Regions from separate parts of the Homo sapiens genome. Here all the other regions are linked to region 2. The links are chromatin contacts, found by Hi-C or POLR2A ChIA-PET in ENCODE. All regions are on one chromosome and are shown on one strand. The core of a region is the stretch at or near the end of the contact, and the rest is flanking DNA. Distances in the headings are between cores, read along the strand shown. Region 1 overlaps RNF34 (ring finger protein 34). Region 2 overlaps LOC105378258 (a long non-coding RNA gene). Region 3 overlaps SPPL3 (signal peptide peptidase like 3).

Region 1 (3,285 bases), core at 529-3,028, 360 kb before region 2:
ACCATAAACCCAAGGGAATGTTTGCTGTGTCAAATCACAGCTTAGTAACCTAGAAAAGAGGCTCTGTCCCTTCCTCTAGGGAATCTGATGTTTACAAAGGAAGACACCATGGCACCTCAAATGACATCCTTTCATATTGTGAAGATGGGATAAAGAGACTTCACTGTATTCCACTGCAGACTTATCCATATGACATGACCTATTTAAAAAATTTACTTAAAGCAGCATGGGGCTGGGTGCAGTGGCTCATACCTGTAACCCCAGCACTTTGAGAGGCCGAGGCGGGCGAATCACCCGAGGTCAGGAGTTTGAGACCAGCCTGGCCAACATGGTAAAACCCTGTCTCTATTAAAAATACAAAATTAGCTGGGAGTGTAGTATGCACCTGTGATCCCAGCTACTCAGGAGGAAAAGGCAGAAGAATCACTTGAACCTGGGAAGCGGAGGTTGCGATAAGCCAAGATTGCACCATTGAACTTCAGCCTGGGCAACAGAGCAAGACTCTGTCTAAAAAAAAAAAAAAAAAAAAAAAATTGTTTAAAATTATCCAGGCATGGTGGTATGCATTATATGCCAGCTCCTGGGGAGGCTGAGGCGGGAGGGCTGCTTGAGCCCAGAAGTTAAGACTGTAGTGAGCTATGATCATGCCACTGTACTCTGCCTGGGTGGGCAACAGCAAGACTCTGTCTTTAAAAAAAAAAGGGGGGGGAGGGGGTAGAAAGGCATGCCAGTTTAAAAATTCAAATTCCAGGGGGAAATGCTTGCCCTCTGCCAAACAAGCCAATTTCCAAGTATCAAGCCTGTTACACTAAACATTTCTGTTGTCTGACATTTCTATTATCTGGCTAATAAACCAGGGTTACTTCAAACTACTATCTAAAAAATCCACCAAGCATTTTGTACTCTTTCTATAAAGAAGCCACTAAAACTTAATACACAAATCTAAGAGTAAACATTAAACTGCTTTAAACTAAGACTGTATAAATCTGAATTTTTGAATTTAAGTTTAGACAAAACCAGCACCTACTGCTTAGCTTCTATGGCCTGGATTTAAAGACTTGCCACCACCAAGTTACCAATTTGGAGGAAATGTTAAGATTTCCAGAGTCTCATCAAAAGATTACTTTGGGAGGAAGAGGCGGGTGGATCATGAGGTCAGGAGATTGAGACTATCCTGGCTAACACAGTGAAACCCCGTCTCTACTAAATATACAGAAAAATTAGCCGGGCGTGGTGGCGGGTGCCTGTAGTCCCAGCTACTTGGGAGGCTGAGGCAGGAGAATGGCATGAACCCAGGAGGTGGAATTTGCAGTGAGCTGAGATCACGCCACTGCACTCCGGCCTGGGCAACAGAGCGAGACTCTGTCTCAAAAAAAAAAAAAAAGTTTAGACAAAAAGCACAAGTGCCCACAAAACTCTGGCAACTTATGCTGCTTCTAAAGGGAAACCATGACCTGCTCAAGCCAGTTACTACCAATTGTGGTTGCAGACAAACAAGTGGGAGGCCTTGATTTACATGCTTTGATCTTCAAAAGCAGAAAATTTTTTTCTTTACTATTAGCCACACAAACTTTCTGCCCAAAGCACAGGGGCATCTGCCTCCTGGTGTTCACAGGTATTTTCAGCTCTGTTGATGGACTAATAAATTCTGAGCACCCAAGGCCATATGTGTTACTCACTGCACAGTCAGGAGATAACAGACTCTGAGAAGTGGCCACTCCCAGCTGCACTGAAATGACAGTTGGTCTCAACTCAACCATCCTGAGTCAAGTCAAGTTGGACCTAAAAGAGATTTCACAACATTTTTGCATAATAGCTCAAGTTCCTCTTTTTTTTTTTTTTTTTTTGAGACGGAGTTTCGCTCGTCGCCCAGCCTGGAGTGCAATGGCACGATCTTGGCTCACTGCAACCTCCGCCTTCCAGTTTCAGGCGATTCTCCTGCCTCAGCCTCCTGAGTAGTTGGGATTACAGGGACCCGCCACCATGCCCAGCTAATTTTCGTATTTTTAGTTGAGACAGTTTCACCATGTTGACCAGGCTGGTCTCGAACTCTTGACCTCATGATCCACCCGCCTCAGCCTCCCAAAGTGCTAGGATTACAGGCATGAGCCACCACACCTGGCCCAAGTTTCTCATTTCTTATGTGGTACTGGAAGGGTTAAGAGCAACTCTGGCATCAGAGCTAGGTTCAAATTCTGCATAGCCACTTTTTAACCATGAGGTTTTAGACAAGTCTAACTTCTCAGAGGTTAGAGAAGCAAAGCAATGTTTATTTCAGAAAGTTGCTTTGAGGACTGCAGAGGCAACTACAGCACCTAGCGCAATACCTGGACACAAGAAACAGCACATCAGCAGTTAACCTTACTGATAAGCAAGCAGGAAATGTAAGCACTGTTGCTCATGTGGCATTGTTTTTTTCTTTTTTTTCTTTTTTTTTTTTTTTGAGACAAGGTCTGGCTCTGTTACCCAAGTTGGATTTCAGTGGTGTGATCTTGGCTCACTGTAACCTCCACACCCAAGGCTCAAGCCATCCTCCTACCTCAGCCTCCTGAGTAGCTGGGACTACCACGCCTGGCTAATTTTTTCCAAAGACAGGGTTTCGCCATGTTGTCCAAGCTAGTCTTGAACTTGTGAGCTCAAGCATTCCTCCAGCCTCAACCTCACAAGGTCCTAGGATTACAGGCGTGAGCCACCGCACCCGGCCCCCATGTGACATCTTTGAAGGTGCTCCCACCATCTCTTCTGAAGAGGGGTGCTAGGCCAGGTCACTTGATTTAGGAACTGACCAAGACAATGTAAACAAAAGCTTTTAAAACTAATTTTATTCCTAAAGTTAAAATCAGCTAGCGGGTAGCACTGAAAATACACCTTCACTATACAAAACAATGTAAACTGATTACACATTAATAAGGAATTTAGCACACACACTTCTAATAAAAGAAGCTAGATGCAGCCCTTGCTATAAAAAGCTATACCTGAACAAAAATGGACATGTGGAGTCTAAGGCCCTGGCAGTCGACTAGAGAATGTCAGTTGTTCCCAATTATGTTTAAATGCAGAAACAGCAACAATGTGGAAACTTACATTCATCAAATGTTAGCATTTAAAATATACATGACTAATAAAGTGAACATTCAGAGGAGCCACTGCTCAGCATGTTCCATGTCGGCCACTTGTGGACACTGATCTCATCCAAAGAGGACAGAAGTTTCAAACATCTGAGCAGTTTAAGTTAAAAATAGGATGAAGGGGAAATAAGAGAACAGGATAAGTGTCCTCCCAAGA
Region 2 (3,260 bases), core at 215-2,714:
GTATAGCTATTGGAGTTAATATCAATACCATAATGTCAAAGAGCCCTGGTAAACACTCTGGGCTCCTGTCTGCCTTCTGAAAAACAAGGATTAAGCAGATCCCCTCTGTCTCTTCTGTACTAGGATCCTAGGAACTACAAATGGTGATTGTTTTAGGTGGGTGTGGAGCATCATCTTGTGGAAGAGAGGAAAATTGACAAAAATGTCGCAGTTTCCTATTAAGAATATATATTGGAATTCACAGTTTTTAAAATATGAGTACATATACCAAAAATGCCCTAATGCAAGGTGATCCCCAAATCCAATCAATTTTTCCAATGGACTAATAACAAATATTTGCCAGGGAGAAAATAAAAATGTGTTTGAGAATCACATGGATCAATGGGGAAAAACATAAAAATAAATGAAAAATAAAAATATGTTGGCATAGCCCTAATTACATAAGCTTAAGGGAAATCAAATATGCACTTCCAATATTTCGTTAATTTATTTAGATACAGCTATACATTTGTATATGTTATGGGGTAATATACAAATATTACTCTTTTCCACTTTCAGTTTTCAAAAAGATTTTGTAACTCAAGCTCTTCACAGGCATCTCCCACTTAGTGGTTTTCCCTCTCCAAGGCAATTTTTGAATCTTCTAAGCCTGTGTTTCAGGGCTCAGTATTTTTTACTCTGTTAAGCAGAGTGAGAGACAGGCTGTCATGAATCTGGACATTTTTATTTTTAATTTTTTTTAGACAGGGTCTCATTCTGTTGCCCAGGCTGGAGTGCAGTGGTTTGATCACAGCTCACTGCAGCCTCGACTTCCCAGGCTCAGGTGATCCTCCCACTTCAGCCTCCCTAGTAGCTACGGGCACATGCCACATGCCCGGCTAATTTTTTTGTATATTTTGTAGAGATGGAGTTTTACTATGCTGCCCAGGCTGGAAATCTGGACATTCTTAACAAACCTCAGTGACATATTTATGCGTTGTTAGGGCATTTTTAAAATGCATCCTATAGGTGCATACTTATGGCCTCCACAGTATCAATGTGGGATTTACTTTCTTTCCTTTTTTTTTTTTTTTTTTTTTTTTTTTTTTTTTTTTGAGACAGTCTGGCTGGAGTGCAGTGATGCCATCTCGGCTCACTGCAACCTCCGCCTCTGGGGTCAAGTGATTTTCCTGCCTCAGCCTCCCAAGTAGCTGGGATTACAGGCGCCTGCCACCACGCCTGGCTAATTTTTTTGTATTTTTAGTAGAGACGAGGTTTCATCATGTTAGCCAGGCTGGTCTCAAACTCCTGGCCTCAAGCGATCCTCCCGCCTCGGCCTCCCAAAGTGCTGGATTACAGGCGAGAGCCACCGCGCCTGGTCGCTAGTTGAGATCTTTAAAAGCCAATGTGTCTACCACAAACTGTCAGTTTGCTCTTCAAAATGAAGTTCTTGAGAGAACAGCGCCCCCTAAAGACAATTTTTTAAAAGATTACCTCCTTCCTGTGGATTATTGGTGAGGGGATAGGGGAGACCTAAATATACGCAACAAAACAAGTAGTAAAGGGGTGAGTATGTCTTTGCTTTTAGAAAATAAAGAGTCAATCCCAGGCCCCAGGACTCCCGGGGCTCAGCCCAAGCCCCCATCCCCTCACCCCAAGGAGCCAGCACCTTCTGATTCCGGGGCAGACACTACTGAGTTCCCGTAGGGAGACAAGGTCTGCTCCTGCAGCAGGAAATAGGGGATGGAGAGGTGGGGGCAGCCCAGCTCCAGGACACCCTGGGAAACTCCCAGCCTGAGAACCTTCCTCTCAAGGAAGCCCAAGGGGCACTTGGCTCCATCTCCAGCCTTTTTTCCTGGCAACCTCAAATGGAAAGAGAAAATTCCTCTTTCAAAGCTCAGCAAATTTTCTGTTTCCAATTAAAACAAAACAAAACAAAACAAAAAAACCCAAACAAACAAAACAAAGTTCAGTTTCAGTTTCCATTCTCAGCCGGCAGGAGAGATGGCTGCTGAACTAAGGCAGCCCAGCAGAGGGAGGCTCAGCTGATGCCTGGAGGGCCCCCTAGCCCTCTCTGCACCCTAAAAAGAGGAAAGTAAGCTTAGTGATTCTTCCGTCGGTGGCTCACGCCTGTAATCCCAGCACTTTGGGAGCCCAAGGCGGGCAGATCACCTGAGGTCAGGAGTTTGAGACCAGCCTGGCCAACATGGTGAAACCCCGTTTCTACTAAAAATACCAAAAATACCAAAAATTAGCCGGGCGTGGTGTCAGGTGCCTGTAATCCCAGCTACACAGGAGGCTGAGGTGGGAGAATCCCTTGAACCCGGGAGGCAGAGGTTGCGGTGAGCTGAGATCACGCCATGGGTGACAGAGCAAGACTCTGTATCAAAAAAAAAAAAAAAAAGAAAGAAAAAGGGCAGCTAACTCTCTCTCTAACCCACACCATCTCCCTGCCCTTCTGCAGTTCTGTGGCCTACTGGACAAAGGCTGGGAGTTGCCCCTTACAGGGCTGGGCAGAAGCAGAGACGATTCATTCCTGGTCCCACAGAGATGGCAGGCTTCCAGGACCTGTATGACACCCCTGGGGACAGGCTGGATGTCTTCATAAAACATCCTTCCAGTCTGCCTTCGTAAAACAGCCTCCAGCCCCAGGGAGACTGGAAGGATGAAGTGAAGGATGCCGGGCATTGAACTGAGCAGTTCTTGAGGGATCAGTTCTTCTATAATGAGCTGATTCTGGACCAGGAAGTCAGGGTGCTGAAGATGGCAAAGGTGAGCACTCAGGAACCCCCGGGGTTCAAATCCCAGCTCTGCCCTGTGGGACTGTGGGGCTGTGGGATAGGTAAGGGATGAGTTATTTTGTCTCTCTGAGCATCGGTCTCTTCCTCTCTAAAACCGGTTTCTAATGAACAATAAATGGGATAAAGCATAGAAAAGTGCTCTTAAGCAGTAAACTATTCTACAAATCTGGATGATGATGATGATGATGATGATGATGATGATGATGATTTGGGATCCAGCTCTCTAAGTGCCAGGGAATCAAGTGGACTATGGGTAGCAGGTTTGTATAAAATTTATGCCTTTTGGCCAGGCACAGTGGCTCACACCTGTAATCCCAGCACTTTGGGACGCTGAGTGGGGAGGATCACTTGAACCCAGGAGTTCAAGGCCAGCCTGGGCAACATTGCAAGACCTCATCTCAATTATTTAAAATTTTAAACTTTTTTATATATTATTTAAAAAAAATTTTTAAAGAAATTAAAATAAAATTTATGCCTTTT
Region 3 (3,155 bases), core at 94-2,593, 260 kb after region 2:
CCTACTAACTCACTGTGCCCCATTTCTGTTTTGTGCAGCGGTGACCCATGGTCTGCTTCTAACAACCAAACAAGGCTTGATTTTAGCTAAGCTTGTTTGAGGCAGTGAGAAGTTCAAAGTCTTCTAATTACACAGAGAACTAGAAGAATGCTTGCTCTCCTTACCAGTCCTCCACCCTCCCCCACCATCTGATAGTACCTCATTCCTGCCTAAGGCTTTCCTGTCCCTGCTGCAGTTCTTGTCAGTTAGATGCTAAGAAAATGGACCAGCTAAAACTGGTTTGAAGTTGACCACTACTTTCTGCTACAGAAGATCCCTAGCTTACCAACGGTTTGACTTAATGATGGTTCAACTTAAGATTTTTCCACTTCATGATGGTACAAAGGCAGTATGATTTCAGTAGAAAGCATACTTCAAGTACCCATACAACCATTCTGTTTTTCACTCTCAGTACAGTATTCAGTAAGTTACTTGAAATATTCAGCACTTTATTACAAAACAGGCCTTTGTGTTAGATGATTTTGCCCAACTGTAGGCTAATGTACGTGTTCTGAGCACGTTTAAGGTAGGCTGGGCTAAACTATGATGTTCAGTAGGTTAGATGTATGAATATTAAACGCATTTTGAACTTGAGATTTTTCCACTTACCTGGGCTTATTGGGATATAACTCCATTGTAAGTCAAGGAGCAGCTGTATTTGAAAAAAGGGGAAAATCTTGCCTTAAAACATCCAGGATGGAGTTATAAATAGTTCTCAACTAATAACAAATTGAAATTGAGTTATATAACCCTTCATCCTGTCCCGCGGGGGGTTCTCAGCACCTATTCTCACTAACCCAGTCTCATGGGAGAGGCTCCGTAGCAGCTGTGCCTAGGGTTAAACCAAAGAGATGACTGGCAACCTTCCAATCCAGAATAGCGATATAATGCCAACAGAAAAAGTAAGAGAAGCTGGCAATCTGTGTAGCCCCAAGGGTAGAGATGTAGATAAAAATTCCTGCACATTTAACCTGCTGTCACCAGATTCTGAGAAGCAGAATATAACAAGTGTAGTTATTGTTATTCCATTCATAAGTGAATTTGAAAAACTCAATTTAAATTAATATATGTGTTTCCAAAACATGCCCACAGGGAAGGAGCAGTCTTCATGTTCCATTGACTCCAGAGACGTTCCCATTAAATGCATCACCAACCCTAGAGTTTAGGTCCTGCACATTGTTAGCTCTGCTGTGCGAAAACATGAATTAAAGCTTAAAAGATCATAGAAGTGAAACCATGTACTAGAAACTACCACAGGTGCGTTGGCAGGGGAAATATATGCAAAATACTACATCTAGTTTGTTGTGGAACTAATTAGGAAAAAGTTTTTCAGGAGCCAGTTGCCATAGCTATTCCTCTAAGTGTGACTGAGGTATGAGCAGTAAGTGTACGTTTTAATCTCTGCTAATGTGTCTTCCTCTGATGGCTGGAGAAATATGTCTCAAATACTGTATATGAATCTTCTAAAATCCAAGGCTTTTTTAAAATAAAAAAACCCCCAGGAAAGCCAACACATCAGACACCTGACCATATTTCAGAAGAGGAGTCTTAACCATGTTTCAGGGAGTCCACCACATCTAAAAGTCGCTGTGTTTTGGTCCTGCTGGGGAGCTGTCACCCACTGGGGCTGCCCTCCAGTGGAACAGTTTGCTAAACAGTTCGTTGGCCAGATTTATATGAGAACAGGGTGACATGTAACTAACCAGTCTCTACTTCATAGATTATCCTCCCCAGACCCCCCATTCTAATTGAGGCTTCCTTGGTACCAGTAACAGAGAAGGGAGTTTTAGTGAATGAAAGTACAGGAAACAAGAGTGGCAGCTAGAGTCAGGCTGTTAGTAGAGGGGCAAGTCTTTCAAATCCAGTAAGAAATTTTGAGTCATAGAGGTGGGAAACTACGAAGTTAAGATCATTATCAGTGTGACCTGAGCCCAGTCATTTGGTTAAGTTTCTTCCAGGAAGGATTATGACCTACCTCTTCATTATAGGATAGGATCCTCTGCTTTCCTAAAGAAAGGGATACAATTCATCAATGTTTTGGTACCCCCAGGGACATGAACAAGAAATTTTAAAAGGCCTTTTCCTTCACTTAAAAATCTGTCCAGTTCAGGACCTATTTAAAAGAACTACCTAGAGCCACTTGTACTTCCAGCCAAGATAGAGAAACAGAGACTGAATTACCATCCCACATGAAACAACTTTAAAAACAATAAAAAAAACATGTAAACCCTCATAACACAGCAGTTTTCAAGATATTTTTCATCAGACAACAAAGGACAGTATTCCTGAGAGTTGAGGAATAGTTTTCCCGTCATACTTATTTTCCCGTCAAACTATCTTAAGATAGTTTCCACTCATGGTGCAGAGAGAAAGATTTCTGAAGTTGAAGAGATGGAACTGAGAGTCCAAAGAGACGGCTAGAGGCAGCTAGAGTTAATAGAACAGAGTACAAAAGAAAAGAGAGCTGCAAAATGAAAAAACCCAGAGATCTACACAGAATCCTTGAACATTCATCCCAATTTTTTTGTTTGTTGTTTTTTGTTTGTTTGTTTTGAGTTGGAGTCTCACTCTGTCATCCAGGCTGGAGTGCAGTGGCACAATCTCGGCTCACTGCCACCTCCACCTCCCGGGTTCAAGAAATTCTGCCTCAGCCTCCTGGGTAGCTCGGATTACAGGCACCCACCACCACACCTGGCTAATTTTTGTATTTTTGGTAGAGACAGGGTTTCACCATGTTGGCCAGGCTGGTCTCGAACTCCTGACCTCGTGATTCGCCCGCCTCAGCCTCTCAAAGTGCTGGGATTACAGGCGTGAACCACTGCACCCACCCTCACCACAGTATTAATTAGTGTATGCATATGTGGAAATCATCTAAAGTGGAGGAAAGAATAATGTGAAAGGATTAGAAGGGAGAGTACCTGCTTCCAAAAGCCTGATTGGAAAAACTTACAATTCATTTGGCATTGGATAGAGTACTCAGATCTTGCCTCAATGATAGAGAATAATTACCCTAGACTGAGCACTGCTTCAGACCCACCTAATAAATCATGGAAACAAAAATAAAGCCAGGTATCTAACAGCATCCCTGATCAAAGCTCAAAATTAATAGGAATAAA

What was found. Hi-C counts contacts between places; a loop is a spot of excess contacts on that map. ChIA-PET counts read pairs that join two places held with the same protein, here RNA polymerase II (POLR2A). Pooled maps may share reads with other maps.
Region 1: a loop to region 2 is called in a pooled map, with 6 times the contacts of the local background. The contact joins two enhancer-like sites. A Hi-C loop is called at or near these places in 1 of 37 single-sample maps with no recorded cell type and 3 of 50 pooled maps. POLR2A ChIA-PET finds 5 or more read pairs at or near these places in 2 of 52 experiments (GM10248 and GM12878).
Region 3: a pooled map shows a loop between it and region 2 (3-fold over the local background). The contact joins two enhancer-like sites. A Hi-C loop is called at or near these places in 2 of 50 pooled maps. POLR2A ChIA-PET finds 5 or more read pairs at or near these places in 3 of 52 experiments (BJ, PC-9 and activated B cell).

What each region holds. Positions count from the first base shown.
Region 1 is chr12:121,423,869-121,427,153 of GRCh38, reverse strand. It overlaps RNF34 (ring finger protein 34), which reads right to left. Exons shown (of 6, transcript NM_025126.4): 6 at 2,806-3,285. It also overlaps a transcript of KDM2B not described here. Among named protein-coding and RNA genes, the nearest start is that of MIR7107, 19 kb to the left of the region's middle. RefSeq lists an enhancer at 1,565-1,644. Within about 2 kb of position 1,778, at least 8 of the 41 ENCODE cell types and tissues checked have a DNase peak (open chromatin) inside an H3K27ac peak, as active enhancers do; they include GM12878, where a contact is called at or near this core.
Region 2 is chr12:121,058,940-121,062,199 of GRCh38, reverse strand. It overlaps LOC105378258 (a long non-coding RNA gene), which reads left to right. Exons shown (of 4, transcript XR_007063492.1): 4 at 2,444-2,910. It also overlaps the pseudogene OASL2P. Among named protein-coding and RNA genes, the nearest start is that of OASL, 21 kb to the right of the region's middle. RefSeq lists enhancers at 1,619-1,798, 1,819-1,988, 2,109-2,198. Within about 2 kb of position 1,464, at least 20 of the 41 ENCODE cell types and tissues checked have a DNase peak (open chromatin) inside an H3K27ac peak, as active enhancers do; they include GM12878, where a contact is called at or near this core.
Region 3 is chr12:120,796,604-120,799,758 of GRCh38, reverse strand. The region is part of intron 2 of SPPL3 (signal peptide peptidase like 3); the gene reads left to right. Among named protein-coding and RNA genes, the nearest start is that of ACADS, 72 kb to the right of the region's middle. Within about 2 kb of position 1,343, at least 3 of the 41 ENCODE cell types and tissues checked have a DNase peak (open chromatin) inside an H3K27ac peak, as active enhancers do.